2 separate regions of the Homo sapiens genome follow, and region 1 is linked to region 2. The links are chromatin loops, found by intact Hi-C in ENCODE. Cell type or tissue: mammary epithelial cell. All regions are shown on one strand.

Region 1 (2,500 bases), 340 kb before region 2:
TCTGTTTTTAGCCTAACCTACTTCTAGAAGTGCCTGAGTATTCTGGGGGTTCCCAGTGTAAACCCAGTTGCTCATGTAGACCTGTTAGGGTGTAAGATGCAGCTTTCTGAGGTCTGTTGCGTCAAATGTTGCTCTCTGCTCCAGCTTCCAAAATGCTGCTTGAAATTTGCTAGGAGGGTAAGACTTAAGTATTCTCACTACACCAAAAAAGAAAAAAAAAAAAAAGGTAACTGTATGAGGTGACAGATACGTTAATTAGCTTGGTTGTGGAATCATTTCACAATGTATGCCTATATCAAAACATCATGTTGTACACCTTAAATATATACAATTTTTGTCAATTATACCTTAATACAGCTAGAAGAAGATTTTAATGCTACTGTCTTCGCTGTTGTTCTCTTTGTCCTTGTGGGTTTGAATATTTTAATAAAATCTCTTTGCTGTCATTTTAGTAGAGTTTCAGGAAAAACCACATGTCCAACCTGTCATCATCAACTGGAAGTCCTTTGCTATGTTTTCTAATCTTCTACAATGACATGCATTGCTTGTGCAATTTTAAAATATATTTAAGCACATAAAAGAACTAAATGTTGTGAAACCATATAAAACAGTTTAGAAATAGGATGTTCATCAGGCTTCTGACGGGAGGATAATTAAGCTCTGAAAAGCGGCTGGGTGATGTGAAAGAACTTGAAGATTGGGCTCACATCCCAAGGCTGTCTTTCATTGGCATTGTGACATGAAGGTGAATACAATCCTCTGTGAACGCATTTTAACCCTCGGTTACCATATGAGGGGAGGCGTCTGTAGGGTCAACTGCACAAGGCTTGAGAGTTCAAATCTCGCTGAATTCTAGAGGCAAAAAAGGAGGTCCTGCACCCAGGCCAAAGCCCTCCTTTGGCGCTGAGGCTCAGGAAAGAGCACGTCAGTACCCGCTGTTAACTCGGAACTGAGGCTGCAGCCAGGCCTCTGTCCCCCGCACCAAGAACAAGGTAAAAATAAATCCAGAGAGTGAGTCAAGTCAGGGGCTCGGCGCCAAACCCACAGCCCCGGCCCCATGGATGCATAGGGCGGTCCACACCTGTATCTACCAGCGCTCACCTCCAGCGTTAAACCCAGGTGCGCGGCGGCCGGGATAAAGTGGGGCACGCGAGGAACTGACTTTCTATATTATACCACACGGGGGCAGCAGAGGACAGGCAGAGAAAACCGAGAGGGTCTTGGGAATGGGGTGGGAGAAGGTAGGAGACTGGGAGAGAATATAAAGGGACAGAAAATACACTAAAAAGAGATGGCAGAAAAAAGAAGGGCGCGGGAGACAGACTCGGGGCGATAAAGGGAGGAAGCACTACTAACGTAGTGATCCCGCACATATGGACAGTTACTATGTGCAAGGTGCTGGGCACTCACTGTGTCATGGAGTACAGGAGCTCGTTTCATAGTTGAAGAAACAGGATGGGAGGTGGCGTGGCCAGCCTTCAGTCACAGCATGGGCACCAGCACCTACTGGCAGGGTTATTTAACTTCTCTGTGCCTTGCTTTTCTTATCTACCTCACAAGGTTGTGAGGATGAAATGAGATAACACGTGTAAAGCTCCAGAACAGCACCTGGCACATGGCTAACATTCAACAAACGCCAACGATGATGATGATGATGGTGGTGGTGGTGATGATGATGATGATGGTGGTATAATGATGATAGTGATGATGGTGATGGTGATGATGGTGATGATGATGATGGTAATGGTGGGGGTGATGGTGGTGGTGGTGATGGTGGTGGTGATGATGATGATGGTAGTGATAATGATGATGATGGCGATGATGGTGATGGTATAATGATGTTGGTGATGATGATGGTGATGATGATGATGGTGGTGGTGATGATGATGGTGATGGTGGTGGTGATGATGATGGTGACAATGAAGATGGTGGTGATGATGATGATGATGGTGGTGATAATGATGACAGTTATGATGGTGATGGTGATGGTGATAATGGTGGTGGCAATGATGATGGTGATTATGATGATGATGATGATGGTGATGATGATGATGGTGATGACGATGGTGATAATGATATTGTTGAATCCCTACATGGAGGAGGACCCTTGGTTTCCAGGTTTGTGGAGTGCTGTTGAAAAAATCTTCCCCCATATTTCAGATGGGGAACTGAAGCCCAGTAAGATTGCATGACAGCACAGGGACCTACAGCCATGCAATACGAGGGCCAGGATTCAAAATCAGGTCATTTGACCCTTTCCACCTCACCCTCTACCTCAGCACGGGACAGAAAGTGCCTGTTCATCCCAATTGCTAAAATATGTGCCACATTTACCTGCTGAGTGCAGCCTGATGCCAGGCCCAGGGCTGACACCATGTTTTGCTCTCAAGCAGCTTACTCTTGGGAATGAAAGGTCAGAGCGAAGAGCAGGTGGGAGGTCTGTTGGACGTGCTCACCATCCCTGTTGTGGACAAAGAGAAGAGGATCCGGTCCTGCTCAT
Region 2 (2,500 bases):
CACAATTATATTTTTATCTTGATGCAATCAAACTAACTTTCCAATCATGCAACAAGAAAAAATGTACATACTTAAGTGTCATTGTGGATTGAATAGCTGTAGATAAGGGCACCTTGTCCTTCACCTGAAACTACCCCCTCCATCACAGGTGTTGCACAAGTTGAAGCAGAAAAGTCACAGAACTAGGCCCAGAGAGGTCCCACATCCTTTATCTAAGTTGTACAGAATAAAACAGCCTATGTGTACCTGTCTACTCACAGAGAAGCAAGTGACATAAGTAGCAACTGCATTTATTTGTTCCTGGCAAACTAGCATTTAAAAATATTATTTTAAATTAACTTAAAGGGAAAAAAAGGAAAAAGGAGAAGAAACCAAATTCTTGACAAGAAATACATAAGAATATCTGTCTTTGCAAAAATATTTCTGGAACATTTTTAAAATGACATTTAGAAAATGGTATAAAAAAGATTTACTGTTTTAAGTCCTTGAAGCTTAAGATATATTTGATAATCTACATAGCAGGCCACGGAGAACAGTTTCAGCCAACTGTGGCACACAATGGCACATTTACAGAATTTTAAATATTTCTTTTAATAATTGATGTAGTCATTTTGAATCATTCTGCATAGGATATCAGGTGTGAGCAGATTGCATTAACGCTGCTTAAACATTTCAACTTGTCAGTATGGCCAACTCGATTTCGGAAATATTTGCAGTATTTTCCCATCGAAACAGTAATAAAGGCAAAATAAATATATGCCACTACTTTATAATCACCGAACATTAATGAATATTTTATGTCTTTTTAAATCTCCCTGTTTAATTTAAAAGGGTGAAATTAAGTCTCCTCCCTGCAATATGCCAATTATCTGTAAATCAAACAATAACTTGGCCATTATGCTCCTTTTTGTTAATATAAGAGAAGCTAATTTGAAAACACTGAATAGCATTTTTAGGCTATCTGCTGAATAGTCCTTTCTGCCCTCTTGTGGGAGAAAGCTGAAACACACTCAAATAACAGAAACTAGGGGTGGGGGTTGAGAGGGTGGCAGCAAAATTATGGCTAGAAAATTCAACCCCGAAGGAAAAAAAGGCAAACTATATTTATTCATCATACATTATACTATTCTTCAATTATCAAGTCAGCAATAAAATGAATTTACCTCTTATCTTTGTCATGTTGGTTAAACTGAAGTTATTTTAAATCTAAATTTCCTTGTTTCATATATTCACATATACAATTTAGATTTTACTATCCTGTAAAATTTCAGATGCTATAATAACTCGGAGATGGAGCCACGGCAAAACATTATTTCTACCATAAAAACACAAATGATTCTTCAAGGAATTAAGTTTTTTAATTTAGAGAATAAAATACTCATTATGGAGGTTGAAAATGAAATTACAATTTATACATATTTAAAATCCTGAAAAAAAATTAAATAACGCAAACCTACAATTCAGTTTAGGAATCAGATCAGAAAAAAATTTTAAAGAGTTTAGTTTCTAGAGTCAACAAACTATTCAAGTAATCAATGAAGAAAATAAAGCAATGAGTTATTCATGTCAAATTCAGAAGCTGAAATTCATTAACACAATATAAAAAAGGAAACCATTAATAGTCTACAGAAACAGTTCATATATTTCTGAAAGAAAACACTAGGGTGAAAACTGGTTCTTTCAAAATGACATTAAGTGATTATTTTAAGAAATGTAGTCTAAGAAAAACATTATAAAATAATCCAAGATTAAGCATGATTAATTCTCTTTAGAAAAATTAGTAGACAAATGACTGTTGCTTTCATAACTTATAAGGTGTAATGCAACATAGTCATCATTTCAATGTTTCTAAACATAAGTCCTGTCATAGCCTTAAATGTTCCCCCCACCCTCCATGAAGATAGAATTACTAGCTTTTAGGTGGCTGGGGCCCAAGGCATACCAACAAGGTACCTCTTCTCTCTTGGGGGAGGTTCTCTTTTGAAACAGTGGCCCTGGTTGGTCGTGTTGAAGAAAATACTGACACTATAAATAGACTCTTCTCATATTCTAAGCTAAAAGATAGTCTCCAACAGCATCTTAGGCATACTGCCCAAGGGCAGGATGGAGCTGCTTAAGAAAAGTCCCCTCAAATTCCTTTTAGAAACAGGCAGAGTACACAATATAAATAATTATTTGAGAGCAACCTTTCAAATAAAATATAAGCATCCTCCAAAATGAATGTTGTCAACAATTTCCATAGTATTTTGAATAATGACTATAAAACCATGAAATATATTACATAATAATCAGTTATTTTTAAGCAGCGTTTCAAGTTGACTAGTTTAAAAATTATCAAGAGTTCCCATTTACATCTTTCTAGGTCAAGTCATTTAGTATATCTACAGTAATCATTGATGCTCCAGTTAATTAAAATTTAAGAACCCAATAATGAAACATAAAGAGAATTTCCAACCAGAACAGATAAGCCCTCTTTAACAGGGTCAACATTAGCTATAAT

The links. Peaks named below come from ENCODE experiments on the same cell type or tissue, not always from the same donor. Only the 100,000 strongest peaks of a DNase experiment are listed, where the experiment ranks them.
Region 1: a loop joins it to region 2, with 13 times the contacts of the local background. A loop is called at or near these places in 54 of 110 quality-filtered maps.

The regions. Positions count from the first base shown.
Region 1 is chr1:50,367,451-50,369,950 of GRCh38, forward strand. No RefSeq gene overlaps it. Among named protein-coding and RNA genes, the nearest start is that of LINC02808, 48 kb to the left of the region's middle. In mammary epithelial cell, a CTCF peak has its summit at 1,184 (motif pointing right); no DNase peak of the experiment used is centred here; H3K4me3 peaks cover 373 bases.
Region 2 is chr1:50,703,248-50,705,747 of GRCh38, forward strand. All of the region lies in intron 7 of FAF1 (Fas associated factor 1), which reads right to left. Among named protein-coding and RNA genes, the nearest start is that of FAF1, 260 kb to the right of the region's middle. In mammary epithelial cell, a CTCF peak has its summit at 983 (motif pointing left); no DNase peak of the experiment used is centred here; H3K27ac peaks cover 699 bases.